Regions from separate parts of the Homo sapiens genome. Here region 1 is linked to region 2. The links are chromatin loops, found by intact Hi-C in ENCODE. Cell type or tissue: dorsolateral prefrontal cortex. All regions are shown on one strand. Each heading gives the region's core, and the rest is flanking DNA. Links, peaks and the distances in the headings are about the cores only.

Region 1 (16,647 bases), core at 3,926-8,925, 180 kb after region 2:
ATACCAGGAAGAATCTTGCTTCCTCTAGGCCATCTCAAGCTGGTGCCTAGGCTTCCTTCCACAAATCTTTATCATTTTATTTAGATTTTTGTTAGGAAGGAGCCAGAGGGAAAAAGTTCCAATTGATAAGGATACCCAAGGTGATTAAGTTGATTACTAGAACCCACTACATAGATCTGACGAATTTAAAAGGGACTTCTAATCAAGAAGCAGCAGCTCTGAGATTCCTGGTTACTAGCTTTACATGTCGCTCTTTTTTTATGTAACTTTTCTTTTAACTTTTAAGTTCAGGAGAAGAAGTGCAGGTTTGTTACATACGTAAACTGTATCGTGGGGTTTTGTTGTACAGGTTATTTCTTCACCCAGGTATTAAGCCTAGTACCCATTAGTCATTTTTCCCAATCCTCTTCCTCCTCCCATCCTCTGCCTTCCAAGAGGCCCCAGTGTGTGTTGTTCCCCTCTAGGTATCCATGTGTTCTCATCATTTAGCTCTCACTTATAAGTGAGAATACAATATTTAGTTTTCTGTTCCTGTTGTTAGTTTGCCAAGGATAATGGCCTCCAGTGCCATCGATGTTCCTGCAAAGGACATGATCTCATTCTTTTTCATGGCTGCATAGTATTCCATGTGGTGTATATTTACCACATTTTCTTTATACATGTTGCTCTTGATATCATCAATATATCATTAACCAAATCTTCCCTGTGTAGATCCTTTCCACTCTGTATTCATTTGTTCTTGCATTGCTATAAAGAAATACCTGAGACTGGGTAATTTATAAAGGAAAGGGGCTTAATTGGCTCACATTTCTACAGGCTGTACAGGAATCATAGCGGCTTCTCCTTTTTGGGGAGGCCTCAGGAAGCTTTCAGTCATGGCAGAAGTCAAAGGGGAAGCAGGTATCTTACGTGGCAGGAGCCAGAGCAAGAAAAAGTAAGGGGGAAGGTACCGCACAGTTTTAAACGACCTGGTCTTGAAAGAACTCACTCACTATCACAAGAACAGCACCGAGGGGATGGCGTTAAACCATTCACGAGAAATCCACCCCCATGGTCCACCCACCTCCCACCAGCGCCCCCCGCCTCCCGCCCCACCAACATTAGAGATTACAATTTGACATGAGATTTGGGCAGGGACACAGATCCAAGCCATATCACACTCCTGCCTCCCTGTTGTTAGAAATGTTTACAATATCAAGTGTATTAATATGATTTATATTTAAAATTTCTTTACCACTAGGCCTGGTGTGATTTCTTATGTTTAAGAGATTTCTCTCTTGTCTTTTGGGACATTGTTTGAGAGAATAAAATGATTAATCTCCATATTCTTTGTATCTATCAAGATTTCCTTGGGGATGCTCAGCTTGTATATTTCAGTGTAGCATTCCTAAAGGTTGACTCATGGGATAGGTCTCTCTTCTGCAAAATTTACCCCATTTTTCTTAACGGTAAGTTACATCAATATTTTCATATAAAGCCTGCATATAAATACTATTTAGAGCTTATAAAATTCCGTTGGATGTTTTTGATAATTATTTAAATGCAAGTATCATTGGGAGAGATGTGGGTCTTATCATTGATACAGATTTTAGTGTAATATCTGAAATGGGGACTTGATAGAAAACTTAGAAGAAAAGGAATAAGTGTACTTGGTATATATAGAAAAGAGGCCAAATATTACCAAATAGGGGAGGAAACTTTGGGAGGAGAGAAGGAAGAGGTGACCAGTACCAATAATGAGACTGGCATAGCTGTGATAAAGCTGAAGGCATGGTGGCATTCTGGTGCTCTCCTGGTTTAATCATCTTGTTTAAATTCACATGACATGTAAAGTTACTCTGAATGATCCATTAAGTTCATTTATTCTCCATTCTCTTTTCTACCCTATTAAATATGTAGAAAAAAACATTTTTTACTAAAAAAATTTGAGAGAATAATTTTTTTATAATACCAGATTTTTTGAGCCTGAAAGAAAGTAACAGGAATTACATAAGCAAGTATGCTGTTATAAAATAAATTTAGATAAAAAGACTTCCTAGTAGCAAGCAGTTAGGGGGAAGAGGAAGGAGAGAAAAGAATGAAACCAGATAAATCTATGTTTAATTGTTGAAGATTCAATACAAAAGTAAAGAGCAAAGAACAGCCAGGAGACTCCTGTGGGGACTTTTAGGGTGCTGAAAATGTTGTTTATTTCTTGACATGAGCATTAGTTACCCAGATGGTCACCTTACACTAATTCAGTAAGCTGTATATTTTTGTACCTTTTTCGTATATGCTAGTCATTTTCCAAATAAGCATTAAAAGAAAAAAAAAACAACTGAACCCTGAAAACAAAAGAGAGAGAGAGACTGACCCAATTCAGGCAGACATATCTGAAGTAGGGGGAAAATCAGCAAATTGACCTCTTCATATTTCCAACAACATACTTGATACTTTTGGATATGTGTTCCCTGGTTTTGTGAACAGGCTGAAAGAATTTCAATCATGGGTCCCTTTTGGGCAATAAGGATTGGGCCAGTCGTTGTGCATGGAAAGGATACTTGATTTTCACAAAGGTTATATTTAATATAAAATATTCTACTTATCAGTTCTTCTCTACTCTGCATGAGGGGATATGAATAAGAATGTTGGAGAAGCATTATTCAAAATAGCCAAAAGTAGAAAAGGTGTCCATCAAAGTAAAATCGATAAATGTGCTATATTCTGGCTATATTTCGCCGCAAAATAAAAGCTATCCACGACAATCCAGATCGATCTTCTTTTTTCAAGTGTTGGGCAAAAGAGAACAGAAACAAAAGGACACGTTTTCTATGATTTTGTTCTTATAAAGGCCAAATACACGCAAAGCATAAATGATAGTATTTAGGGATACACACTTATGTGGTAAAAGTGTGAAGAGAAGCCAGACAGTGATGAGCATAGAAGGAGTGCGCAAGGAAGGCAGGGCCTAACATGTGCCAGCCCCACTCCAGGCTGACTGGGAAGACAAATCAAATGGAAGAGACTCTCACTCCTTAACGATGCTGAATAATTAGTGCCTAGAATTACAGCATCTCAGGACCGAAAGGAGCCTAAAGATCACTAAGATAAGTGACCTTTTAATTTTTTACATTTCAATTTTTATTATTATATTTCAATAAAAATTAGAGAGTTCAATAGAGTATTTCCAAACTTTATTCCAACAGGTAAGGTATATTTACAAACATACTACAATCTATCACCAACAATTATTTCATACAAAGAAAAGGCGTGTCACCCTCACAAAGTAAGAAGTAAATAATTTTAGAATAAATGATAGCCCTTTACATTGAATAAATTTAGATTTGTGAACCATGCTGCCTATTTCTTTCCAGGAACATAGTAAAAAAAAAAAAAAAAGGTGTTTTTTTTTTTTTTTTTTGAGACGGAGTTTTGCTGTTGTCGCCCAGGCTGGAGTGCAATGGTGCGATCTTGGCCAACTGCAACCTCTACCTCCCGGGTTCAAGCAATTCTCCTGCCTCAGCCTCCCGAGTAGCTGGGATTGCAGGCTCCCACCACCACGCCCAGCTAATTTTTTGTATTTTTAGTAGAGATGGGGTTTCACCATGTTGGTCAGGCTGGTCTTTAACTACTGACCTCGGGTGATCCACCCACCTTGGCCTCCCAAATTGCTGGGATTACAGGCGTGGGTCACCGCACCAGCCAGTAAAAATTTTTGAATAAACTACCATCAATCCCTAGACTAGTTGGTGTATGAGAAACTTTGACCTTACCTACCACTAATCCAATACTTGAATCTTCTTCCCCAAATCCATAAAAGGTGTAACTGGGGCTTGCCTATGCTTGCATACTTCTGATGAATTAGAACTCACTACTAGAGATGCTAACATATCTTCCTCTTAGAACATTTGTGACTGAATGCTCTTCTGCTGTTGAACCTAATTATTTCCCCTTCGTTTGTGGTCTTAGACTAGTGACTGCACTTACTGTCTAAATTGTACAGTCTTCTATGTGTCAGCCCCAACCTGTGAGCAACACGCTTTATCCCCCTCCCTGTCATGACCCACGCTCCTTCTCACGTTGAAACATCTCAAATCCTTTGTACTATTTCCTATACATATCCTGAATCGTCAGCATCCTTAACTCTCTGCTTGAGGTGTTCCAATTTGTCTGTATCTAATTTTAAAATGTGATTTTCCAAACAGAGTACAACTTTCCAGGTTGGTTTGCCTCACCCAAAAGAGAGTAAATGCATCATCTCTTTGATTCAAGACATTCAACTTCTTCCCTCAATGTAGCCCAAAATTTCCTAAATCAACTCTCCCATTCCTATTAACTCATTTGATGAAAACAAGTTCATATGCCAGTGTGAGTCTAGAAGACTGGTTTCCCACAGAAAAAAGGAGAAGATGGCAGATCTTACAAACTAATAAGATACGAGAATGGCTGATTATTTATTTTTAAATGTTCTGAATTCACCTAATTTGTGCTTAGCATACATCTCTTCACTTGTGAGAAAGTATACCATTAGCAAGATCCTCAGACACCTTTCAGGGGACTCACACATCCTCTTAATACGCCACTCCAGTCTAGTAAGCTCCAGAAAAAGAGTGGAGTGACTGTGCTGGGACTTGTCCTTGGTGACTGCTTGCTGGCGCCACCTACTGGGATCAGCGTCTCTTTCCAGGTTCGTACATTCTTGGGAACGAAGACTGAGTTCCCCAATATGCAGTTTGTAGAGTTTATTTTCTTCCCATCTTAGAAAATGTAAAGGATGTGAAGTTCTTGCTTGCAGTCTCTTGTTACCCATGAGATTAAAAAAGTCCCACTAGCAGCAGTTCCATGATCTCATTTGCATATTATCTCAGTAAACTACAACTTTGATTTGCCTGGGCCATGAGACACAAAGGTAAAATGATTAATATTCTTACCCATGTTGTTCATGATGAGAAAGTGAGACAATTTACAAATAAATTAAATTATTAATAACAAAATTACTTTCATTTGTACTATTGAAAGTTAGTTAACACGTATTCTTCTCTTCCTCATATATTTATATTTATATTTATAGTTTATCCCAGTCTCTAGAGTATTTAGCTATATATATATATAAATATTTAGCTACATATATATATAAATATGTGTATTCTATTTGATAGCAATAGAAATTTGCTCATGACCCACAACAAACATTTTGTAGAGAGACAGTATAAAATGCAGATGGTTTTGGGGGGTGGAAGTTGTTTTTTATTTTGTTTTAGATACAGGGTCTCACTCTGTTGCCCAGGCTGGATGGAGTGCAGTGGTGTGATCATGGCTTACTGTAACCTCGATCTCATGGACTTAAGCAACCCTTGTGCCTCAGCACCTCAAGTAGCTGGAACTACAGGCATGAGCCACCACACCAGGTTAAGTTTTTAATATTTTGTAGAAACAAGGTCTGGCTATATTGGCCAGGCTGCTCTCAAACTCCTGGCCTCAAGTGATCCTCCCACCTTAGCCTCCCAAAGCACTGGAATTACAGGTGTGGGCCACTGCACCTGATCTTTTCTTTAAAAAAAATGTAACTTAAAAAAAAAATCTCTTTAACTCATTTCTTCTTTGAGTGTGGCCAGCTTGAGGGAGGCTTTACTTTCTTCAGTTGGCAAAAATGTATGATACAGTCATTAAAAAGGCACTGAACCAAAGGTTATTAACTTGGGGTCTTCCAATATTCAAGAGATTCATGGACAGAAATCAAGAGGTTCATGGACAGAAACAGTTTCTAAATATATATATATTTATATATATATAAATATATATATTCTAAATATATTATTATAATAATATAATCATTATATATATAATTTTTTGTTTGTTTTTGTTTGTTTGTCTTGTTTTTTTCTTTTTTTTGAGACAGACTTTCTCTCTGTTGCCCAGGTTGGAGTGCAATGGCGCGATCTTGGCTCACTGCAACCTCCACCTCCCAGGTGCAAGTGCTTCTCCTGCCTCAGCCTCCCAAGTAGCTGAGATTACAGACGCCCACCACTGCGCCTGGCCAATTTTTTGTATTTTTAGTAGGGACAGGGTTTCGCCATGTTGGCCAGGCTGGTTTCGAACTCCTGACCTCAGGTGATCTGCCCACCTCGGCCTCCCAAAGTGCTAGGACTATAGGCGTGAGTCACCATGCCTGGCCAGTGAAAATATTTTTTAAAGGAACATAAGAAAGGAGGAAGGGAAAGAGAGAGAGAGAAGGGAAAAGAAAATACACCTTTATTTTTTTTTACTAACTTTTAAGTAAAATTATAGTTTATAAAATATGATTGTTAAGCCACAACATCATATTATAGTTGTTGCAGATATTTTGAGATATTGTTTTTGCTTATTGCTATTTCAAGATTACAATGGATAGGAGGCCTGCCTCTGGCTTTTATTATTTACTGCATTCATAAAAAAGCACATATATTACTATGTCTTGCATTTGCTTAAATATTCCAGTAGCAGCTTTTCAATATAACTGGCTTCCGTTGCAATCCTACGCATCCTATTTTTTGCATTTAAAATCACAATGCTGAGAAGGAGTTCAGAAGTCTCACCAGACTGCCATAGGGATTAAGAGCTCCTGCATTAAACTCTTTTGAGAGCTTTGTTGGGAAAAACAGAATCCTTCAGGCCATCCTGTGCCAGGGGAACCGAATTGCCTCAGAACAGACAGAACCTTTGCCTCTGTGGTTCTAGACCCTGACTTTAGAAGAGATGTTAATAATAATGAAAGACTCTCCTTTCTAGCCTGGAGAGTATTGCAGAATCCTGGAGAGTATGCCATCCTGGTGATTTTGGGTACCATTGGGTATTTCAGGGAAATAGTGCCATCTGGTGGCTGATGCTCCTCCTCCGGTGCACACTTCTGTTTGTCTTGTAATTAGAAACATTCATAGCGAAACACAGTGGCATTTAAAAGTATCAGCGCATAGCTCTTCCCCATTTCCGTCCACTGCGTGTGTTTAGTTTTGTCAATTCACAAATCTCACAGATTCAATGAATGATAATGCTCAGTGTTCTGTGGAATCACATTTTTGTCTCCTTTTTAGAAATGTTTAGCAGAAGACAGTGATTGGCAATTTGAATTCCAATTCTCAAGGCTTCAATAATGGTAAAGGTCCCTCTTCCCTCAAAATAGCATTTTCATTTTTTATAATGCCTGGATCATTTCAAATACAAGGTGTACAAAGAGATATCAGGGCTGTAGGGTTGTGAGTGGGGCGTGATATCTGCAGGCTTCAGGTGATGTTGATGTTAGTGGATTCCCGGGGTTTCTGACACACTGACCCTGGGTTTTCTTTCATATGTTGGTCAAGTTGCCCTTGACTCAACAGTTATGATTCTGATTCTGGCTCTGCATGTGGGCTCTGCTAGTTTTCCCCACCTTCTTTACTGCTTTTTACAACTTCCACTGCCCACTTCTTGGTCCAAGCTACCAGCACTTTTTCTCAGATTATTGAAAGAGTCTCTTAACTGGTCTACCTTCTTCCACATTTTCCCCGCTAAGTTCATTCCCCACATGGCAGCCAGAATGATACTGTAAAACCACAAGTTAGATCGTACCCACCCCTCTGCTCACAATCCCTTTCCTTCAGAGAAAAAACAGAAGTCTTCGCAATATCCAAGACACTGTAATCAGGCTCACAGATAACCCCCTAAACCCATCTCCTTCTCCACTTACCCTCACCAACAATACTGACCTTCTTGCTGTTCTTCAAACAAAGCATGGCTCTGCCTCAGGACATCTGCACTTGCTGTTCCCTCTGCCTAAAACACTGTTCCTCCAGTTACTAACATGGCGCATTCTGCATTCTCTTGCTTCTTTCAAGGGCCCAGAGACTGTGTGGCCCGTTCTTTATTTTTCTCCATAGTATTTATCACTATCTAAATTTTTATGTGCTTTACTTATTAATTTTTGTTGTTTTCTTCCTCTTGTTAGAACATAATCTCCATGAGTATAGAGATTGTCATCTTTGCTTCTTATTAAAGTTTCCCTAGTGTCTAAAAAAAAATGCCAGTCATGGAGCAATCAAATGCTTGTTAAATAAAAGACTCATATTTCCTGCCATGATGAGATCCCAATCTACCTGTTAGATGGACTCTGTTTTACTGTGCCTGTTGTGAGATCTGTCCCACCTGGACTCTCCTGGCCTGTGAGGGTCACTGGATGATTCTCAGGTATGTTCTGAGCTATGGCAGGTTTCTCTGCTGCTTATAGCATCAAAGCATCATTCCTGAGTTATAAACCTTAATGTTGAATGTCCTTCCTGAAAATAGCATAGGATGACTCAAAAAGTGGCTCTATTGATAACAAAGATACTTCTGTCAAAAATGAATGTACAAAGTTTACTAAATGAAATGTCAAAGTAAGAACAAGCAATATTTATAGATTTGTATATTATTTTTAAAGTGATTTTAAATGTGTCTGTGTCACTACATAAATTAATATTATAAGGAGACATATGCCTAGTACACTTACGTCTATAAAAATTTAGTTAACCAAATTGGCCGAAATATACTATTGGGGCTTCTTCAACTAATGGAAGAGAGGAGCTCTGTATATTCAAGCATATATAGTATTTGCTAAGACTCTCTCCCTCCCTCCTTCGCTCCCTCCCTGCCTCCCTTCCTTCCTTCTCCTCTCACCTCCCCTCCCTTCCCCTCTCCTCCCCTCCTTTCCTTTCATTCTTTGAGACAGGGTCTTGCACTGTTGCCCAGGCTGGAATGGAGTGGCACAATTATAGCTTAATGTAGCCTCAAACTGGGCTCAAGTGATCCTCCTGCCTCAGCTTCCCAAGAATCTGTGACTACTGGCATGCACCACCACGCCTGGATAATCTTTTAAAAATTTTTCGTAGAGATGGGTGGGGTCTCGCTATGTTGCCCAGGCTGGTCTTGAACTCCTGGCCTCAAGTGATTCTCCAACCTCAGCCTCCTGAACTGCCGGGATTACAGGCATGAGCCACAGCACCTGGCCTAGCCTCTCTTCCCTCTCTTCTTCCTCTGCCTTTCTACTCTTCACCTTTTCCTCCACTTCCCTTTTCTACTCTTCTCATCCTCCTCTTCTGTTTCATCTTCTTGACCTTTGTGCTTTGCTTTCTCTTCATCCTTTCTCATTATTTTCAAATATATACCTTTAAAAGATCTCCATTCTCCTTGGTCATATGTACCCATTCTTGTTCGCATGTCAATTTCTAGAGAGTAGAAAATAATTCAGAAGAAGAGTGGGGAAAATTAAATCTTCTTAGGTTGCTGAGAATGTCTAGGCACCTACACTGATGGACAAAGTCTGAGAATAGTCATGGGGAGGATGATTCCAGCCATAAACCTGGCAAAATATCACTCATTGCCCTCCCAGGTGTGGTGCTTCTCAGTACATAATTGCAAAAAAGCGGGGGTTTTTTAAGTATAGGGTATGTCTTAGTTATTCCTTCTGTTGCAGGTATGAATTTGCTGCAAGAATCAGCCTTTTTTTTTTTTTTCCTAAATTGAAAAGATTTGGCTAAGCTGCCACCCACTAGAGGTGGTGGAATATTTTCAGTAGTGTCTCTAGAAGTCCCTCCCTGTCTCATGCATCATGAAGAGTCCCACAGGGCTTTAGCTGCCAGAAAAAAAATCAAGGAACAGAGTCTTTAATCTTTAGTTCATTGTGATTGTCAAAGAAATGCTCATTCCCCAAGCCCTTTGGACCCTCAGAGGCATTCCCTTCTGTTCCACCTTGTGTTCCTCTACATTGTGGGAGTCCTGCCTCCCACCCCCCACTTCCACCTCCACTGCAGTCCCATCACCACCTGCAATGCTCCCTGACACCTGGAATGCTTTCCCTCTTGGATATCTCAGGTCCATTCTTCAAGGAGCCCGGCTTTCCTTTATCTTTCTTTTATATTCTTTTCTTTTAAAGTCTGTTCTGTCTTGCTGATGAGCCAAGGGGTGAAGAAAAGGGAAAATACCTCTCATTCTTTTTGTTACAGCTATGAGAATGAGACTGAATTAATGCCTCAGTATATTATTTGCTCATGCTTCTATTTTTTGATTATCAGACTTGGGGGAGATTTTCTCAAAAGCTCCTGCTGGAAATATTTGAACAAACTGTTAGAATGTACTTTTAATTTTTTTTCATTAATTCCTAGGTAATGTTTCTTGATTTCCATTATTTCTTATTTTTTGTTTCATCTCTATGAAAAGGACAGAATGGCTAAAACGAGCAAGTCTGGAGTTTGAGGTACAGTTGCGTGCCACTTAAAGACAAGGATACATTCTGAGAAAAGTGTTGTTAGAAATGTGTTTCGGCCGGCCACAGTGGCTCACGCCTGTAATCCCAGCACTTTGGGAGGCCGAGGCGGGAGGATCACGAGGTCAGGAGATCGAGACCATCCTGGCTAACATGGTGAAACCCCATCTCTACTAAAAATACAAAACATTAGTCGGGCGTGGTGGCGGGCGCCTATAGTCCCAGCTACTTGGGAGGCTGAGGCAGGAGAATGGCGTGAACCCGGGAGGCAGAGCTTGCAGTGAGCCTAGATCGCGCCACTGCACTCCAGCCTGGGCGACAGAGTGAGACTCTGTCTCAAAAAAAATAAAAAAAAGAAGAAGAAATGTGTTTCATCATCGTGTGGACATCACAGTGTGCACTTACACAAACCTACGTGGTACAGCCTACTATACACCTAAGCTATATGGTATGGCCTGTTGCTCCTAGGCTACACACCTGTACAGCATGTTATTGTGCTACATAACTGTAGGCAATTGCAACACAATGGTCAGTATATGTGTATTTAAACATATGTAAACAGAAAAGGTACAGTAAAAATATGATACAAAAGATAAAAAATAGTACTCCTGCCTAGGGCACTTACCATGAATTGAGTGCAAGACTGGAAATTGCTGTGGGTGAGTCATTGAGTGAGTGATGAGTGAATGGAAAGGCCTAGGACACTATGGTATACTGCTGTAGACTTTATAAGCACTGTACACTTAGGTTACATTAATTTTTTAAGTAATTGTGCTATGACATTATGGCTGCAATGACATCACTAGGTGATAGGAATTTTTAGCTCCATTATAATGTTGTAGAACCACTGTTGTATATGTGGACAGTTGTTGATTAAAATGGCATTATATCGCCCATGACTGTATGTTACACTACTATTCCATGAGTGTGTTTATTCCACCTTTCCCCAGATCCTTTTTTTAAAAAGATTGATCTTGTGAATACTTATTTTCCGTACTGTATTAAGAATAATGCGTGTGGGATAACATTTCTTTTGAGGCTAACTCCGAAGTCATTAAATGGCCAAAATCCCTGGTTGCCTTATAAGACAAGGGTCTTTAAGACCAATCCCTGAAAATATTCCTTTATACAAGCTCATAAAATCTGTTCTATCTTTTCACTCCCTACTATCAGCCCATTGGTCTGGTCTGCTGAGGAAACTGAAATAATCCACTGTTAATAATCCTGTAGTGGATCCTGCCGGTAGACTGTCCGAATCCCCACCCTGGCCTCTTCAGTACACGTTGTCTGGCCTTCCACTGCCAGCAGATGGATCTTTTTCTGAAAGTTTCTCTGATGCCACTAGATGCCACGTTGATGCTCATATAGCAGACCAGAAATATTAGGGAAATACTACCCCCACACCCACCCTCAGAAGCAGTCGTCAACCAATGACTGATGGGAGTTCATCTATGAATGCCCCAGCTTCTGGACCCCTTGGGTGGGCTATCTCTGAGGTATATGTACTACATTGGCTTCCAAAGTTCTCTAACAAGATGGATCTTCAGTTGCCCACAATCTTAAATTGTTTGACAATGAACACTTTTTTGGTTATCTTCTGTTCCCTGCCTCACTCCCCATTCCCATACAGACATTCCCGGACTAAGCCATTTGCACTTGAATCTTTGTTTTAGGGCCTTATTAAGACCTAAACTTCCCTCCTGCAGAAAGACAACACGAGGTCTCTTTCTGAAAGACAACTTCTGCCGTCTTCCCCCACCCAGAGCTACCCCAGATGCCTCTCCTGACTGCCAGGCCAATAAATGAGGTCAAATCCCAGAGAAATACCGGGCCTGATGAGGATACAGAGAGATTGTACCCTAAAGGACCTGCAACAATTACCTACAGCATTTACTTTCAAGAGTTGGGGAGTTCTCAGGGGCAGGACTATGAGAGTTCTTGACCAAAGGGCTGGAAGACAAAAGTGAACAAGCAAGAGTGCATTGACTTGGGGTCACTTTCTTGGGATACGGTTTTTAGCACCCTGGTAAGGCCCTAGGGATGGGACAAACACACTGCTATGTGGCTTTCCAAAGCCTAGTAAAAGCAGTGCCCAGTTGCTGAGCAAAGGTGAAATGCCTGAGTTGCCACAGCAGATGGTAAAAAAGATGGAAAAAAATAGATGGAAAATAAGATCAGAAACAGTTCACATTCCTTGGAATGAACAACGATACTCATTTACAGTTTTGCACCAGGGCTATGTTAGCTCGCCCACCCTCTGTCTTAATATAGTCCGAAGAGATCTGGACCATCTGGACATCCTGTAGAATATCACATTTGATCCATTACATCAATAAAATGAAGACATGGCTGCTATGCTAGGAATCTTGGTAAGAAACATGTGTTCCAGAGGGCAGGAGAGAAATCTTACAAAAATTCAGGCACAGGCCACTTTGGTGAAGCTTCCAGGAGTCAGATGAGAATTTACACAAAGTATAAACATTTTCACGTGCTAATACCCATCAGAAAGCATCCACTAAAGGAGAAACATCGAACAATTAAGTAGACAAAATATCGTGGCCAGTTGACATTCGTCAGTCTTCAGCATTGGGCATGATGGACACATGAATAGAGTGAACACAATGGCAGAGGTGAGGGCTACAAATGTGCCCAACAGCGTGAACTTATACTCACCAAGGCCAATCTAACTGCTGCTTCCTCTAAATGTAGAGTCTTCCAGCAACAGGAACAAATGCAGCACTCCTGAAATGGCCCTATTTCCTAAAGAGACCAACAAGCCACTCAGTGGCAACTTGACAACATTTGGGCTCCTTTTATTCTGGAAGGGCCAACAGTTTCCCCTCAGTGGGATAGTCTTATTCCAAATATGAGTTTGCCTTTCCCACCCACAGAGCCTCAGCCAGCATCAATATCCAGACGTTTATGCAGTGCATGATCCACAAGCATGTAAACCTATGTAACATAGCATCCAAACAGGGGCCACAACTCACAGCAAAGTGGGTGCAGAAGTGAGCCCATGGTCATGTGATTCCCAGATGACATCACAGATGCTCCATCAAGAGGCAACCAACCCACAATAGAACATTGCAGTGGCCTATCGAAGGCACAGCTGGAGTACCAGTTTACAGGCAATAGTCTACAAAAAGGAGGTGCTATCCTCCAGAATGCAGAATAAATAAATCAGAGATCTCCATAGAGTGCTATGCTCCTAATAAGAATACATGGGTCAAGGAACCAGGGGAAAGAAGCAGGAATCATCATTCTTACCATTATTCTCAATGGCCCTCTGGGGAAATGCATGTTTCCTGTCGCCTTAACTCTGGGCTCTGCAGGTTTAGAAGTCCTTGTCTTCAAAGGAGGCACACTCTTGCCAGGGGACAGAGCAAGAGTTTCATTGAACTACGGGTGTCTCCTGGACATTTTGGACTCCTTGTGTACAAGATTAACAGGTAAGAAGGGGCGTCTCCATCTGGGCAAGTGTGATTAACTCCGATAACTAGAGGAGATAGGACTGCTTTTGGTCAACTGAGACATGGAGGAATACATATAGAACCTAGGCGATCCACTTAGGTATTTCTCAGTTCTCCTTAGCCCCCACTGTAATGGTAAATGAACATAGGAAGCAACCCTTGGCTTAGAGGTTATGATTACTAGAGTCTCAGACCCTGTAAAACCAATGGTTTAAGTCACATGACCAGGTTAGTCATCAAGACCTGCCAAGCTAATAGCCAAGGATGAGGTGAATTTAGAATGGATAGTGCTGGAGTGAGATGATGAGTACTTGCTGCAGCCCCCAGGAGACTATACTTTGTCCCCCTGGTCTCTCTCTTCTAACATTCCCCTCCTGAGCAGAGGGCCATAGGAACAATGGAGGAGCCACTCCCCAAACACACATGGAGAAATAGCCCTGTGCTGTGTGAGGGGTAGACTCTGGCAGCCATGGAGTGAACTGCTCCAATCTCCTTTCAAGAGAGAACCGGCTGCGAGAGGTGTAGTTAGCTTATGCCTCCAGCTGCCACAACTTCAGCATCCACTGCAGCATTCATGCTGAGGCCATGCACTCCCTGGGTTGCTCCCAGCCAATGACTGAGCACAGCAGGGGTACTTGAGCTGGGCCTTTCCTACTCAATTTAGCTTTCCTTTAAGGAGAAATCTTTGCTCTGCAGTGCCATGCTGGCCTCGCCGAGGCTTTCTCAGAGCTTTACTACAGCCTGAAGACTTTCTACCACATCCTCCTTCCGCCTCTCTCTCGACACACGTCAGAGCTGTATCATGGTATCGGGTGCTCCCTATTTACTGCTATTTCCTCTCCCCTCAGCTTATTGTGAAGTTTTTCTCACAACATGTCTCTTGGCCTAATTCTATCTTGACATCTGCTTCCTGGAGAATTTAAATTGACATAATAGGTTTGAGCAAGTGGGTTAATTTATTTCTTCATCTTAAAAGGAAGAGGTAGGCTGGGCACAGCTGCTCATGCCCATTAATCCCAGCACTTTGGAAGACCGAGGTGGGAGGATCACTTGAGGTCAAGAGTTCAAGACCAGTCTGGGCAACATAGCAAAACCTGTCTCTCCAAAAAAGAAAAAAAAATAAAGGAAGAGAGGAATATTGGGTAGGTAAGTAGAGCTAGATCATTATTCTAAGTACCAACATGAAATTTCTATAGTTTTAAAAAGTGGGAGGAATAATTAGAAAATTCTTTTTTTTCTATTTTTAATTTTTTTATTATACTTTAAGTTCTAGGGTACATGTGCACAACGTGCAGGTTACATATGCATACATGTGCCATGTTGGTGTGCTGCACCCGTTAACTCATCATTTACATTAGGTGTATCTCCTAATGATATACCTCCCCCCTCCCCCCAGCCCATGACAGGCCCCAGTGTGTGATGCTCCCCACCCTGTGTCCAAGTGTTCTCATTGTTCAATTCCCATCTATGAGTGAGAACATGTGGTGTTTGGTTTTTCGTCCTTGAGATAGTTTGCTGAGAATGATGGTTTCCAGCTTCATCCATGTCCCTACCAAGGACATGAACTCATCCTTTTTTATGGCTGCATAGTATTCCGTGGTGTATATGTGCCACATTTGCTTAATCCAGTCTATCACTGATGGACATTTGGGTTGGTTCCAAGTCTTTGCTATTGTAAATAGTGCCGCAATAAACACACGTGTGCATGTGTCTTTACAGCAGCATGATTTATAATCCTTTGGGTATATGTCCAGTAATGGGATGGGTGGGTCAAATATTTCTAGTTCTAGGTCCTTGAGGAATTGCCACACTGTCTTCCACAATGGTTGAACTAGTTTACGGTCCCACCAGCAGTGTAAAAGTGTTCCTGTTTCTCCACATCCTCACCAGCACCTGTCGTTTCCTGACTTTTTAATGATCGCCATTCTAACTGGTGTGACATGGTATCTCATTGTGGTTTTGATTTGCAAGAAAATTATTCTTTATTCATATTTGAAACAAACAATTTTCTTATTTGTTCACCTAATAAAATATATGCTTGGTTATCTTTATTGCTCACAAATTAGGGAAATCACACGAAAAAACTAATTGATACTTTCCAAAGGAAATAACTTTTATCAAGCCTGAAAGCAGAATTTTAAAAACTTAAAATGCCAACGTATTAATCGTTCTTATCCTAGACAAAAAACTGAAGCTAGTATGTGTTGCTTGAGGAGTTTTGTTTGACAAAACCATAGTGCATTATAAATGCACTGTGTATAAGTGACAATTCTTGGGCTTTAAGTGATATTACCTACTTTTTATTTCATTTCTCCATCATGTGCTGACACAAGCTTTTATTAAGGTGAGACTACTACAATCAGATAAACTTACATCTTAGCCATGTAATTTTCTGCTGCTCCAAAGTTTGTCATCAAAGAAAGCAAAATAGGACAAGGTTAATACTGTGTTTACTAGACAGCAACTACAGCATTATGAATGTTCAATTAATGTTTAGACTACATTAGTGCACTTTGTAGCAAATGTACGATATTGGAAAACATAATGCACACTATTCAGAAGCAGTTCTTTTTCACTAAATAAAAATGTGTTGGCAACTGCTCCGTTTCCATGGATTTATGATTCTAATAGGTCCTGAAAATAAAGCCCAATCCTTGCCAAAATATCACTTATGCTTTATATCAGTAACATGCCCTCTATCTCTGCTTATGCATTTGAGAAACAGAAAAACAACGTAATTCGTTAAAAATCCACTAATTAGAACTCCAGAGAACTGATTTTGGGAAGGGGAAGATGTATGGGAGCTGACACCTAACCTATTTTATTTTTATGGAAAAAAGAAAATTACACAAAATTATGTGAAATTGAAAAAAGAAGCAAACATTTTCCAGAGTATGTTTGAAAGTGTATAGTTCAAATTTAAACCATTTTTTAACATCTAATGGT
Region 2 (16,647 bases), core at 5,817-10,816:
CACCCAGCTAATTTTTGTGTTTTTAGTAGAGATGGGGTTTTATCATGTAGTCCAAACTGGTCTTGAACTCCTGATCTCAGGTGATCCACTTGCCTTGGCCTCCTAAATTGCTGGGATTATAGGTGTGAGCCACCGCACCTGGCCAAGTGTCAAAAATTTTTTTAAGTTTTTTTTTTTTAAAGTTTAATTAATGGACTTACAGTAATATCTGTGAAGCATTGACTATGTACTTACAAGATATCTGCAAGGTTAATTCTTGTTCATCTATCCATTCATCCAGTCATTCAACAAATACTTATTGAGAGTCAGTTATGTGCCAAGTACTTCTTTATGTGCTGAAGATACAGCACTGAAGAAATAGAAGTTCTTACAATTACAAAGCTGACATTTTCAGGAAGGGACACAGACAATAAGCAAATAAACATATAGTGGGTTACGTGCGATAAGTGTGGAAAAGACAAACCAGAATAAGAAACAGAGAATAGCTGGGAATTAAGTCAATGTACTACATATAGGTAATTTTGGAGGGGGTAGCCTCATAATAAGATGACATCTGAGTAGAAAACTACAATGGGGATGGGGAGGAGCCGTGTGCATCTGTGCTAAGGGTGGTCCAGACAGAGGGAGCAGAACTACAAGGCCCTTGAAGCAAGATGTGTTCAAAGGATGGAGGAGAAGGCAGGAGACAGGATCAGATTGCTAGAGGCCTGGTCAGGTGAGACACTAGGGACCATAATGAGGACTTTAGCTATGTTTTGAGGGAGATGAGAAGCTTTGGAGAACTTGTAGCAGGGGCTTGACATGGTCTGGGAATGATATCATTTTTATATACTTTTTAAAGGTACGCATTTATACCCTCTCTCACTGTAATTCTCATAGCAGACCCATGAGGTTGGTATATTTCATTATTCCCATTTTTCAGCAAAGACACTAAGGCTCACAAATATTAAGAAAATTGCCTAGGTGACAAAAATAAAATACAAGGCCCCTTCTCTTTCTATGTCCTCCAGACTTCCCCTTCACCTTTCATTGCATTGGCTGCTGCCGTCTAACGTAGAAAACTCATGTCATTATATGGGATGATATCAAGAACATGGGAAAACCAACTTTTATCAACGTTTCACTAACTGTCAAAAACAAATAGAGACACCGGCAGACTTCATTCTGGGGACTTATGAGTCATGGAAAGGTTTCTTCAGGAATTTGAAAAATTTTCAAACTTACAGAACAGTTACATAAACATAACAGAGAACTTATGAATACCCTTTAAATAGATTCATTAATGTGTAGTGTTTTGTCACATTGGGTTTATCTCTTTCTCTGTATGTGTGTGTGCACATATATAATCACATAATTTTATTTCTGAACCTTTTGAGAATAATTTGCATATGACACATTCCTTTACCCTTTGTACTTCATTGGGCATTGCCTGTGAATAAGAATATTCTCTTACGTAACCATAGTAGAGTTATCAAATTCAGGAATTTAACATTTATATAATATTTGCTTGATCTATAGCCCATAGTCCAATTTCATAAATGGTCCCAATTTATGCCTTTATAGCATATTTTTCCCTCTCCATTACTGGATCTGGCCCAGGACCAAGTCTTGCATTTAGTTGTCATGTTTCTTTAGTCTCCTTTAATTTGAAACAGTTCTTCAGCCTTTTCTTTCTTTTATGACATGGATATATTCAAAGAATATGGACCAGTTATGTTATAGAATATTCCCCATTTGTGTTTCTTTTCTGGTTTCCTCATGAAAAGATTAGTTTACACATCCCCAGGCAGAAAACTACCCAAGTTCTATTGTGTCCTTCTCAGGATATCACATCAGGGAGCACCAAAGCCCATCTACCCCTCATTGGTTTTGATCACCAGATCAGGATGTTTTCCAGTTCCTCCACTGCAAAGTTACTCTTCTTTCCCTGTTAGCCATAACTCATAAGCAATCTGTGCAAAAGCACTTTGAGATCCCACAAATATCCTGTTCCTCATCATATAGCCTCCTACCTCAAATTTAGTATCCGATTGTTATCCATTGCTTTGGAAAGACAGTTGATCTTTTTGTGTGTTAGCCTTGTATCCTGCAACCTTGCTAAGTCACTTAGTTCTTATATGATTTTTTGGATAGATTCCTAGAAGTTTCTACATAAGTGGTTATATCAGCTGTGATTAGAGACAGTTTTACTTTCTTCCTATCCTGTCTGTATGTCTCGCCTTCCTTCCTTTTTTTTCTTTTTTTTTTTTTTGCCTTATTGCATCAGCTAGGTGCTCTAGTACAATGTACAATGTTGTATAGAAGAGAGTGAGCATCCTTGCCTCTTTCATGAACTCGAGAGTATTTACTTTCCCTCGTGTTAGCTGTAGGTTTTTTTTAAAATAGATGCCCTTTATTAAGCTGAGAAAGGTCTATTATATTTCTAATTTGCCGAGAGTTTCTACTTTGAATGTATGTTTCATGAAATGCTTTTTCTGAATCTACAGAGATGATTATATCATTTTTATTTTAGTCTGTTAATATATGGATTTTTCAATGCTAAAACAACCTTGAATTTCTGAGTTAAACCTCATTGTCATGATGTATGACCCTTTTAACATATTGCTAGATGAAGTTTGCTAGAATTTTATAAATGATTTTTGTGTCTGTGTTTATTTGGTATTGCTTTGTAGTTTTCTTAATGCCTTTGTGGGGCTTGGGTATCAGAGTAATATTGGCCTTATAAAATGAGCTGGGACATGCTCCCTAATCTTTGGGGAACTGTATAGAATTGGTGTCATTTCTTCAAATATCTCATGTTTTATATTGATAATAGGTCTTATCTTTTTATTTTCTTGATTAGCCTAACAAGAGGCTTATCAATTTTGTTGATCTTTTCAATGAAACAGCTTTTGGTTTCATTCATTTTTCTCTATTTTGTCCATTTTCTATCTTATTGATTCTTTCTCTCATCTTTGTTATTTTCTTTTCTCTGATTACTTTGTTTCTCTGATTACACTTCTCTAACTTAAGCTTAGATTGTTAAATTCTTTCCTTTGTTGTAATGCACTCCTTTAATGCTGGACATTTCTTTCCACACTCTGCTCTAGCAACATCTCATAAATTTGGGTATGTTGTGGTTTCCTTGCTATACAGTTCAATATATTTTCTAATTTTTATTGTTATTTTCTCTTTGACCTATGGATTTATTTTTTGATCCATGGATTATTTGGGGATGTTTAATTTCCAATCATTTGGGGATTTTCCAGATATCTCTTGGTTATGATTTCTAGTTGAATTCTTTCTTGATCTGGGAAAATGCTCTGTACGATATTAATGGTTTCACATTTGTTGGAGTCTGTTTTATGGCCCACAATATGGTCCATGTTGGTGAATGTTCCATGAGCACTTAAAAAGAATGTGTGTTTTGTTCTTGTTGGGTGGCGTTTTCTCTAAATATCAGTTGGGTCAAGTTGGTTGATCCCTAATGGTTCTTGGTCTACTTGTTCTATTAATTATTGAGGGAGGAGAATTGGAATTACAAGCTATAACTGTTTATGTTTTATGTCCCTTTTCCATATCATAGATGATATTTCATTGAGTATATGTGAAGTTATGCTTCAGACGATTACAAAAGAAGGCAAAAAGTAAAAACTCCAACTTTCTACCAGCTGTTTTTCAATTTTTTTCTTCTAGCAGCTGTTTTTCAATTTTTTTCTCTTATAGGGAAAACTCATACTTCATTTAAACCCAGCTGGAGCATGACTGCTGTATGCCTCTCTGCTCTCAGTATTTATTATAGCAACCATCTTCTCTGGTCCCTGTTTCCTGCTGAGCAAGTGCACAAAATATGCGTTCTACTGAAAGATTTATGGGTAAAATAACATGATGTCTGGAATTAGCTTTAAAATGTACAGCAAAAAAAAAAATTCCCCAAAAGGCACGGCAGTACAGATGAATTAAGATGAAAAAAATCTTAACAAATTTTAAATCTTGGGAATAGGATTCTGTATATTAATCTAACTGTGTACATTTGAGATTTTTCATAACAAAAGTTGAAAAAACTCATAATGCTTGAAAAGTTCACAAAAACATGACTTGGGGTATGAGGAGCTACAAAGAAAGGATGTCACTCATCTACAAGTTGATTAATCTGCTGGTCGTCTAAAGTGTAATGATCAAAAGTATTGGAGCTGCCTTGAAATACTCTCTTAACAATTACAGTAGCAAGAGCAGGAGGCTGGGGTGGCTGACTAGTGGAACTTGAGAATCTTTATAGTTTGCAATTTGCTGCATGTGACTATTAGCTTCCAGGTGAAGTAGAACATAGTTATTTGTTATAGGACACACTGTGCTCAGCATTAACATTTGTATCCCCCTCTTTCTTCTTCAAAATGCATTCAAATCTCTCAGCTCTCTTAGGAGCATGAAAGGAATAAATATCATTTAATAAATTAAAACAAAAGAAAATGTTCTGGCAGCGTGCCGTGGCTCACGCCTTTGATCCCAGCACTCTGAGAAGCCAAGATGGGAGAATTGCTTGAGGCTGGGAGTTTGAGACCAGCCTGGGCAACACAGGCAGACCCTGACTCTACCAAAAAAAAAAAATTAAAAGTGATCCGGGCATAGTGGTAGTCCCCTATGCCCCAAATATAATGTGTATAGATATTACATATATTATATATTTTACATATATAATAAATTATTTATATTATATATTATACATTTTATGTATATAATAAATTATTTATATTATATATTATATATGTTAAATATATAATATATTATTTATATTATATATTATATATAACATATAATATATATTATTTATATTATATATTATATGTAACATATAATATATATTATTTACATTATATATTATATGTAACATATATAATATATATTATTTACATTATATATTATATGTAACATATAATATATATTATTTACATTATATATTACATGTAACATATATTATATATTATTTACATTATATATTACATGTAACATATAATATATATTATTTACATTATATATTACATGTAACATATATAATATATATTATTTATATTATATATTATATGTAACATATTATATATTATTCATATTATATATTATACATAACATTATATATTATTTATATTATATATTATATAACATATTTTATATATAAAAATAACATATATAATATAACATATATGTTATATATGTTATATATATTATATATGTATATGTAACATATATAATATATGTTATATATGTAACATATATAATATATGTTATATATGTTACATATATAAATTACATATGGGGCATAGGGGAATACCATTATGCCTAGCTGATTTTTAATTTCATATATATATATATATAGAGAGAGAGAGAGAGAGACCGACAGACAGACACAGAGACAGACAGACAGACAGACAGACAGAGACAGAGTCTCACTCTGTTGCCCAGGCTGGAGTGCAATAGTGTGATCTCGTCTCACTGCAACCACCACCTCCGGGGCACAGGTGATTCTCCTGCCTCAGCCTCCTGAGTAACTGGGATTACAGGCACCTGCCACCACACGTGGCTAATTTTTGTATACTTAGTAGAAATGGGGGCTTTACCATGTTGGCCAAGCTGGTTTCGAACTCCTGACCTAAGCGATCCGCCCACCTCAGCCTCCCAAAGTGCTGGGATTACAGGTGTGAGCCACTGCACCTGGCTGGCAATATATTTTACAATTAAAAAAAAAAAAAAATATATATATATATATATATATATATATATATATACACACACACATATATATATATGTATGTCTTTTGATCTGACTTCTAGGAATTTAACCTAAACATATTCATAAATGAGCAAAATGAAATTTAAGAAACTATTAACATTAAATCATTATTCGTAATAGCAATATACTGAAAACAACAAAAGTGTTCATCTTCAGGCGATGGGTGGTTTGGAATACCATACAGCTATTTTAAAAATTTTTACTTATGAAAAGAACTTCTAGTTCAATTAAAATTTTCTGTTCTTGGCTAAAATTAAAGCAAGTTTATTACGAAAGCAAAGGAATAATAAAAAAAGTCTAATCCATAGGCAGAGCAGCGGCATGAGCTGCTTGACTGAGTATACTTATAGTTACTTCTTGAGTATATGCTAAACGGGGTGGATTATTCATGAGTTTTCTGGGAAAGGGGTGGATATTTCCTGGAACTGAGGGTCCTTCTCTTTTTTAGACTTAACTAGGGGAAACTGTTTATACTGTCTGTTACTCAGTTTAAGAAATATTTATTCAGTGTTTAGAACTCCCAGCCCTTCAGGTACTGTGCTGGGTGCTAAGGATGTAATATTTTATTTTATTGATTTTCCATTTTTTGAGCACTTTGTCACCAGATAAGTGCCTCCCACAACTCTCTCAACTTCTCTTTGTAAGAGAAACCTCCCTATGCTTCCCAGATAAGGTAGTGATACCTCCAAACCAGTTTGATTCATGGAATCTCAGGAGAGTATATTGCATCCTATGGTCCCACTGACCATGTATGAAGAGGCAGTGTGCTATATTAAACCCACCTCGGGGAAGGAAACTCTTTATTAATAATTTATTGATGAGACAATATATTGTTTGTCCACTTATAGAATTTCCATATTGGGAAATTTCCATATTGTGCCCTCCAATGTAGCTTTTTACAACCCTCCCTCCTTTCTAAAGATACACATACTTGGCCTTCTTCACCTATTTATGGCACCTGTGTGACCGTGAAGGACTTGAGTATGCCACCCCTTTCCAGGGTAGACCATGGAAGAACAGGCAAGGACTAATCGGTGTGCTCAAGGACTATCATAGTCCACATGGCACCTTGTCCAAATTGGGGAGAAAAAACCCAACCTTCCTTAAGACAGGTTTTTTCTTTCATCTGTCATAAAGTTATGATATACTGATTTTGTTAGAAAAATGAATTCACTGCCATTTGCTAAAGAATTTATAATAAATAAATCTATGATGCTTTTGATAAAAAAAAAACATGGTCCCAGGGTTGTGCAATGCACATCCTGCACAACTGTACATGGCTGTCTTGTATATTTAAATTAAGTATGGTCTGTATTTCATAAGGAAACTTATGGAAAACTTACAGGCTTTCCTGGGCATTCCATTAAGTGATCTGAGTTTGGAGCAGATCATTAAAAGAACAAGGAAGATCACAGAGTGACAGTAAGATCACCCTTATCTCATTTTCTCTTTGGTTAAGAGAAAACACCTTGTTCTTTCTAACAGGCAGCTTTTCAGCTCAAACTCTGTTCTGGACCAGTCTTGGGGGTAGGAGGAGCAAAATCCAGGGAGGAATGGTTGAATGGGAGAAGGAAACCAAAGTGGAGGAGATTTTTGAGAGGTAATGTCAAGGAGGTGAAGAGTTTTTTCCATTTGGTTTGTGGCCGCTAGACCTTCTTGCCCATACAGAACTGACCCTGGGAAGCTGTTCTTTCTGGGCCTGAAAATGACTTCTCTCATTAGTGATTAATGTTACCTATTCAGGGGTCTTAAGAGAGATGGCCCTTCGACTTTCATGTTCTCAGCTCAACATTCATTTATTCCTTTTCTATTTTTTCTTTATTCATCTTTTTCCTTTTATTTATACAATAACTGTTTTTGAGCACCTACTAAGAAAAGGCACTATTACAGATCCCTGTTCTCATGGACAGACCATGTTCTAAATAGAGCTTCTGCCCAAGCAGCTGCTTCAGAGAACCCCTCTCAACTGAAGATACATTTTAGTTTGTTCCGATTCCATGTTAAAGTTTATTTTTCATTATTATATTTGAGATAAAAATAAGGCTAATATATCACTGTTAGCATTTTGGTTTAATTATTTTCAGCATTTTTGTTTTGTATCCATTTTTGAATAGTTGTGATCATTATTTAAATGTTATTTTATATTCACCATCTTCATTTAATGCTCTATAATAAGCATATTTTCATGTTTGTTAGACTTTATGACTTCAAAAATATATAAATAATAGTCCACATGAGAATTCCTGTAATTTGCTTAACCAATCGCCTGTAGTAGAACATTTAAATAGTTTCTGCTTTTTTCTATCATAAATAATATTTTTTCTATTATAATTAGTAGTAGCAACTTTGAAAATTATAAATAAATAGACGTCTTTGGGAGGGGTAGCTTTTGGATGGTTTCATTCAGATCAATCCTAAGAGGTTGGACAACTCTGCCAAAGGATATGAACTTTTTGTTTTTTGCTCTGCTACATGCTGCCAAATTGCTTCCCAAAACACATGTTCTGTTTTGTGATTTATGATGATTCCAGCAGTGTTTGAAAGTATCATTTCACTGAAACCTCATAAAAATTGGACATTGGAAGTTTTTAAATACTGCCTAATTCAGTTGTTCTGAAAAAAAAATAAGTAGATCCTTTAAATTTGTATTTCTTTATATTCTATTGATGTGAAACTGAGGAGGATTTTGTTAACATACCAGAATTTGATCTTGGGACACTGGGTGGCATCATCTCTCTGCCATCGTGAAACCATCTACTCAGGCAGTGGCGGTCATCAGAGCTGTTCATGGGCATTCATTCTTGTCTCCTTCTTCTAGTCACATGATGAGATTACACTTCCCTACTCCCTCAAGTTAGGCGCGGACATATGGCTTGCTTTGTCTAATGAGTGTGAGTGAGAGCAACGTGTCACTTCTGGCTGAAGATTTTACACATCATTGTGAGAATCACCATGTTCCTGTTTTCTTGCGTCCATGATCCCAGGCACTTTCTAGCCTGGGTTTTTGGGTGAGGATAACATGAAGCAAAGGCCCTACAGTGGTCTGTGATGGACAGGCAGAATAACTGAGAAGTAAATTTGTTCTAGGCCACTGAGATTTGAAGATTGTGTGTTACAAAGCACAGCCACCTGTCCTGACTGATTTGGCCAACATGAACAGTTCAGTTGCCTGCATTGCCGTGCCACAGCACTAGGGTGCCAGGCCATTGCAACACTACAGAGCACTGCAGCAGATCTTGGAGTCAGGTGCTTTTCCAAACAAGGAAAGAGTTCAGCGGTATTTATGTATAATCCATTCAATTCCAAGCAACAAAGTGGGTGACAACACTATGCCATCTGCCAGCTCAAATTATTTTTGTCATCTCAGATTAAAAATTCTGTTTTAATATTCAGCAGGGAAATGACTTAATGCTGGTTGGCTGCGGGCAACTTTTTAAAAATGGCTTTTCTTTTACAACAGGCCCATAAAAGCTAATAAAAAGAGCCAGCATGTATTGATCATTCATTATGCTTCAGGGGCCATGCCAAGCATCCTGCCAACATAATCCCCTTCATTTCTTTTCAAAAGGTCATGGGGTCAGTGCTATAATCATTGCTGGTTTACAGATGAAGAGGGAGGCTCAGAGTCAGTATCTCTTGTCAAGGTCATTTGATGGTTAATGGAAGTGCCAGGATTTGAACAAAGCCACTTGTAATTCCAGGGGCTGTGTAGCAGCCACTGCACAATAGGGGACACACTGGTTCTTCTGAAGCTTTCTCAAGGCCTCTTGTGTGGCCCATTTGATTCTGCCAGGTTGTTGTCCTTTGCTGCTATCTTCTTTCCCTATTTCCTGCCTTTGCTACATTGGCACCAAGACTTTTATCCTATGCATGATTTCATCCATCCAACACTCACCAAACGGACACCATGCAGATGCTAGAGACACAAAAATCAATAGAACCTAGTTCCTGCCCTCTAGGAGCTTACACTCCAACCAACAGAAATACAACATAAGCCATAAATGCAAGCCGCAGAAGTACATGTTAAAATAACCAAAAGAAACAGGTGACCTTCCTTTAACTAATATATTTCATTTAACCCAGTATCTCTAAAGTGTTATCATTTAAATATGAAAGCAGTATAGAAAATTATTAATGAGACATTTTACATTGTTTTTCTTTTTACTATGTTTTTGAAATCTAGTACATTTTATTTTGTACTTGACACCCCATGTGAATTTTGACTAGCCCCATTTCAAGGGCTCCGTCACCTCCTGTGACTACTGGCTATCGTAGTGCTCAGTGCAGGTCTTGAGGGAAAGATAAAGGCATAGATGGTTATTTCAAAGTAATGGGGAGAGTGATGGGACAGAAGTCCAGCGGGCATTGTGAGACCACAGCAAAGGGACACTTAGCCCAACCTGGAACTCCAGGGAAGCTTCCAGAGGAAGACACCTGGGCTGAGTAAAAGCAGAATGAGGCTCAGTCATGAAGGGCCTTGTAGGAGGAGCCAAGGAGTATGATTTTCTGTGCATGACCCTCTTCAGCTTTACAGTGTTCTTCCATGTACACTAGGACATTTGGGAAGAGCAGCGGCCCTCAAAGTAGGCATTTGTGGTGACCAAGACTGCTAGTTGTCTCCCCGTTCTATTCTCTCCTTCCACACTAACAGAAGTCCTATATTTTTAGGTGTGGCAATGGGTGGAGTTAAAAATCTGCACCTCCCAGTGAGCCTTGCAAGTAAAGACAGTAGCTAAAGTTGGGTAGGGTTTCTGCAAAATTTCCTTAACACAGGCTAACTCAGAGAAAAGGTATGTCATTTCTTCATTGCCTCTTCCTGCTGCTTGCTGCCGGGAATGTAGACATGATTTCCAGAGCTGCAGCAGTCACTTTGTGACTTCCAGGCACTCTCAGATGGAAAGTGTGCTCTAAGCACATCGGAGAAGTATGCCTTTGCCTTGTCCTTCCTTGTGTCTGCATAACTGTGGAACTGCTGAACTGTCTAATTCTGGACTTCTGTTATGAGAGAGAAAAATAAATTACTAATTCATTTAATCTACTATAATTTTGGGGAGCTTTTTGTTGTTATATGCATACAAATCTAATCTTGACTCATATACAATACATAACTCACAAATGAGCTAATATTAACTATATTAACTCATTTTATAGGGAAGTTCATAATATTAACTATCTTAGCTCATTTTGCAGGGAAGTTCACCAAAAATCTGAAAAATTAAGTGACCAAACAATAATCATACAAGGAGTAGTAGTGTCAGAGGTAAAACTCAAGCCTGGGGCTTCTGGTCCCCAAAGCCTGTGTTTTACTTATTGTACCATTTTGTTTTCCAAGGAGGTGGTTTCTGCTACTCTCTTCCCTCTATTACTGCACATTTTCAGGATAGCTGTGCAGAACAGTGGCTGTAGAGTACCAGATCACCATGAGTTACCCTCCTGTATGGAGCATCTGGTATGAACTAGTGTAGTGGCCACTTTGTCCCAGCCCCTACTAGGACATGCGTGGCCTTTGGCTTGACCATCGGCAGGAGGTCCATAAAATATCGGGGCAATCATGCGACCATCTCTTCCCCTTACCTGAGCCCCCAAACCCTGGCCTTCAGGGTTCCCTTCTGCTTCCACTGGGTTCTCTTGGCTGAGCAGAGAGAAGGTTCAACTGAGCCCTTCTCATCCTGCAGGTACTGGATTGTGCAGGCACCTGGCTTGTACCTCTCTCTCCCTTCCTGCTATCTGCCTCCTGGCTATGGCATTCCTCAATTACCATCCCTAGCACAGGGTGATAATACTCAAATCTGTCAATTCTGCAACTTGTCAGCTGCTCTACAGAGGGCTTGGTGGGAAAGGAGGTTGCTGACTCAAAGCTAAACGTAATTTTATATCATCTGCAGAACTCAGTCAACCGCAAGACACATATTGCTTGCAAGTTGACCACATCAGTCAATGGTTTATTGAGCATCTTCATTGACCTTCAGAACTACCATTAGCTCTATCCTCGCTGCCAAGAAATGGCCTGAGCCAACTGCCTGGTGCTGCCTGCCTCACTGGTTTCAGGTGCGGTCAGGCTGTAGCCATGGCCTTTGGGATAGGATGTAAGTAAGCTGTCCTGGCACTCATCACTCCAGGATTTCTCTAGCCTTGCATGTCAATCTGTCTTCACTTTTGGACAGAGGAGCATGTCTGCCTCTTAGTGCGTCTGGACCTAGAGCAGGGATGAAAATTTTTTTTCTGTAAAGGGTCAGACAGTAAATACTTTAGGCTCCATGGGCCATGGGCTTAGTTGCAACCACTCAGCTCTGTCATTGTAGCATGAAAGCAGCCATAGACAATATGCGTAGAAATGAATGTGGCTGTGCTACCGTAACACTTTATTTATGGACACTGAAATTTGAATTTCATATGATTTTCATTTGTCACAAAATATTATTCTTACTTTGATTTTTTAAACCATGTAAAAAACATGAAAACTATTCTTGACTAATATGCTATACAGAAAGAGACAAGGGGCTGGATTTGGCCTGTGGGCTGTAATTTGCCAATCCCTGATCTAGAAGCAGAGGAATATGGTGGTTAAAAGGGATGGCCTTTTGCAAAGCCTGTGGATGTCTGCAATCAGCTGTGTAACTTAACGTCTGCTGCCTCATCTTTCTAATCTTCAGTGTCCTCATTTGTGAGATGGGGACAGTTCCAATACATAGTACAGAGGGCTACTGGTTGATTAAATGAGATAATCCAGCTACTCTGGAGGATCTCCTGAGCCCAGGAGTTCAAGGCTGCAGTGAGCTGTGATTCTGCCACTGCACTGCAGCCTCGGTGACAGAGCAAGACCCTGTCTCAAAAAAAAAAAAAAAAAGAAAAGAAAAAAGAAAAAGATGTATATCACTCAGGACACTGTGAGGCTCCACTATGGGCCCAGTGGTGAGCGAGGCACTCTAGGAGATCAAAAAATGAACCAGACACAGCTGCACACTCCCCAGGAACGTGGTGTCTAGTAGGGAGGTGGCCGTGTGCCCCAATAATTGTCACGCATGGCAGAGTGAGCTTGTCTGCAAGAGAGGCACAGCAGTGACAATTTGTCATCTCACTGTGTGCAGTACTGCTTCCTAGGGTTTTGGAATGCTCAGGGTGTTTGCTCAAAGAGACAGCAGACCCACCTGGGACTGCCACACAAGCTCAGTCCTTGCACTTCTGCTAATCTCCTACAGCCCACAACTGTGCTGCAGCATTCTCAATCCAGCATCACCATTACCTTTGCCAGCACCCCTTGCCCTTTCATCTGCTCACAGTCCCTTGGCAGCCACAGGGGTAGAACTTCCACTTTCCATCGTTTGTAATGTAGTCCAGTTCAGCTTATGGCAGATAGCACCTTGTCACTGATGAATTTCTATTAAATAGAAGGTATTCTAATAAAATATATATAGTTTTTTGATAAGTCATTTACAAGCGAGGTGAGAAATATGGTAATCTATGTTTTTATGTGTTAGCATTATTTTAACTTCTACTTAGAAATGAATCATACCCTTACCTCTTTCTGTAAGATAACTTATTTCACCCAATCTGGCCACCAACCAGAATCCTAACGGGGCTATCACCTGGGGACCACCTAGACTTTGTTCCTGTCTTTAGTTATAGAATTTTTAAGCTCAGCCCTTAAAGACGAAGATAACAAAGTGACTTCTTGTAAATTACTGGAACCTCCATATGGTTTTAATAGCATACAGTTCTCCAAATTGTTTTCTGTTATATTACGTATAAATCATAGGACATACTTCTGAGACTAAAATAATAAAAAGTGATATTCAGATGCTAACAGCTAATCTCACTTCCAGAAAGAATTGATAAATCCTATAACAACAGTACTGATAAATTCAGTTTGTTTGTCTCCTGAAGTCTTCCTGGATCAACATTACCCACGAATTCTTTCATGTGCTGTCTGCTCATGTCCTGTGCTGTTGCATGCCCCATTCACCTCTCAGGATCTTGAATCAGGGATTTTATAACAATCGCAGAGCTTTTTTATGTGTCTTCGACTGTAGTTACTCAAGTTCATGCTTTTAAAGTAGTGATCTCTCCACTCTTCCTTTTTGCAAACCCTTTAGGAGAGTTCTTTTCTTCCAATACACTTTTAAAATGCTGCTGCAGCTACCAGTTACCTTGGGAATTACTTCTCTCATTTTTGCACTGTTACAGTTTCTTTCTGCTCTGTCCACTCTTTGATCTGCCTTCTGCTGTGATGGCAGGAAGGGTTTTTGAGGTTATTCTAGGATGTTGAAGTATGAAAGGAGCTTCCAAGTTGGGTATGACATGAAAAGCTTGTCTGCACAGGGCTGCTGTGTAACATAGTTCCAAGGAACACTATTCTCTTCATAGCCTATGTGAGTGTTGTAAACTGGAGTTGTACAGTGCACAATCTGTATGGTGATATCCAGCTGCCCTGGGATCCCAAGGGACAGGACTCATTTGAGACCATGATGAGTACTCTGTATTCTATTGGCTTACTCATGAAGAAAAAGGAGGAAGAGGAAGAGGAGGAGGAGGAGGATGCAGATAAAGAGGATAAAAGAATAGCAGTACTTTGATGGAGCTTCTTTTGTGCTAGGCACTCCGCCAAGCGCTTTATATATATATATATGTGATGGTTAATATTGAGTGTCAACTTGATTGGATTGAAGGATGCAAAGTATTGTTCCTGGGTGTGTCTGTGAGGCTGTTGCCAAAGAAGATTAACATCTGAGTCAGTAGACTGGGAGAGGCAGACCCACCCTCATTCTGGGTGGGCACCATCCAATCAGCCGACAGCATAAAAGCAGGCATGGAAAGAGCAGACTTGCTGAGTCTTCGGGCCTCCATCCTTCTCCCATGCTGAATGCATCCTGCCTTCAAACATCGGACTCCAAGTTATTCAGCTTTTGGACTCTTGGGCTTACACCAGTGATTTGCCAGGGGCTCTTGGACCTTCGACCACAGACTGAAGGCTGCACTGTCAGCTTCCCTACTTTTGAGGTTTTGGGATTCAGACAGGCTTCCTTGCCCCTCAATTTGCAGACAGCCTATTGCAGACACAATCACAATCACCTTGTGATTGTGTGAGTCAATAAAATCTCCTTCATGTATACATCTATCCTATTAGTCCTGTCTCTCTACAGAACCTTTACTAATACAATATATTAAATTTTAATTACTAAATAGGTGGCTGGTTGTGGTGGCTCACACCTGTATTCCAGCCCTTTGGGAGGCTGAGGTGGGAGAATCACTTCAGCTCAGGAGTTTGAGATCAGCCTGGGCAACATAATGAGACCTCATCTCTACTAAAAAATAAAAAATAAAAATAATTAGCTGGGTGTGATGGCACATGCCTGTAATCCCAGCTACTCTGGAAGCTGAGGCAGGAGGATTGCTTGAGCACAGGAGGCCAAGGTTGCAATGGGCCCTGATGGTGCCACTGCACTCCAGCCTGGATGACAAAATGAGACTCCTGTCTCAATAAATAAACTAATTAATTAATTAATAGGGGATTTTTTTCTTATTCATCATGGGAATGATTGGTTTTCTGGAGTACACCAGTTACTGACCTTGGTAATGGTGAGCAAGCCAGAAACAGGCTTCCTTCCCTCATGTAGGCTGCAACCTAATGAATTTTGATGGAAGTGATCATAAAGTCAGCTATGCTATTCATGGCAGGACCAAAGTTCAGCACAAAGAAAACTGCTAAAATTGCCATCAGAACCTTCTCAAAAACCCACACAGGCTACCAGTTGCGTAAAATGACAAATCCAACCTTACATTTAACATTACATCACCAACTGGGCTTTCTGTTTAGCCTTTATTTTTTTCTGTAACTCTGCATCTCAGTTCTTTCACACTGGAAAATCAGGCTACACCTTTGCCTGCATAGGAACTCCAAATTTCCCCGCTGGAAGCTTTGCCTCAAGTCCTTGTCCCCCTTCCTCCTTTCTGCCTACCCAAATGTCTCCTTCTTCCTTTGGTTCACAGTTCACCTCCTCTAAGCAGCCTTCCCTGATGGAACACACAGAGCTCCGTCCCCTGGATCTTTGAATACAAATTATTCTAAAAACATTTTGTGTGTAACAATGTATTGCTTTGCAGTAGTTCTCGTGTGTGTCCGTTTCTTCTGTCTCTCTCTCTCTCTCTCCTCTCTCTCTCCTCGTCACATATTCCTTGATGGGGGAAGTCTCATTTCTAATTTTGTTTGTAGCCATCCTCCATATCCCCTACTCCTGTGCCTAGCACACAGCAGGTGATCAATAAATCTTTTTAATAAGGAGCTGACTCACCGCCAGCACTCTGGCCCCCTTGGCTCAGGTTGTTCTGAGGCATGCAGCCTTCCAAGAAAAGCTGGCTTTCTTGGCTTCCTTCCATAGTGCTGGTATGAATTTCAATGCTAGATCTTCAAAGAAAAAACTCAGAAAGGGCCATCCTACCCTGGGGTAATTGTGAAAGAAACAGATCCCCAGTAGAGACCTGGGGGCCAGTTGGATAAAATTCACACTTATGTCCATTTTCCTTTATCAAAATGAAACAGAATTTCCAACCTAAATTAACACTCTTTTAAGTTCTTACTATATGATATCTATATGGGTGTGTGCATGCACACATGTACTCATGTATAAATAGGTATTAACATATAACACATGTACATATAGTATGTATGCATGTGGATTTTATCTATCTGTCTACCTAGCAAGAGAGAAAGAGAGAGAGAGTCTGAGCTCTCTGCCTCTGCACTGAATACTTCTATACTACACCTCTTAGAATTAATTTATGTATTTGTTTGTGTGTGTTGTGTGTGTGTGTACATGTGTATATGTACCTGTGTATAGGCAACACAGGGAGCAATTTAAGGTGCAGTATTTTATAAACATGGTGTT

The links. Hi-C counts contacts between places; a loop is a spot of excess contacts. Peaks named below come from ENCODE experiments on the same cell type or tissue, not always from the same donor. Only the 100,000 strongest peaks of a DNase experiment are listed, where the experiment ranks them.
Region 1: a loop joins it to region 2, with 7 times the contacts of the local background. A loop is called at or near these places in 3 of 110 quality-filtered maps.

Annotation. Positions count from the first base shown.
Region 1 is chr9:2,847,970-2,864,616 of GRCh38, reverse strand. No RefSeq gene overlaps it. Among named protein-coding and RNA genes, the nearest start is that of PUM3, 12 kb to the right of the region's middle. In dorsolateral prefrontal cortex, for the core only: CTCF peaks have their summits at 4,434, 4,645 (motif pointing left), 6,627 and 6,826 (motif pointing left); DNase peaks (open chromatin) are centred at 4,616 and 6,836.
Region 2 is chr9:3,028,113-3,044,759 of GRCh38, reverse strand. It overlaps the pseudogene CARM1P1. Among named protein-coding and RNA genes, the nearest start is that of LINC01231, 150 kb to the left of the region's middle. In dorsolateral prefrontal cortex, for the core only: no CTCF peak of the experiment used is centred there; a DNase peak (open chromatin) is centred at 8,538.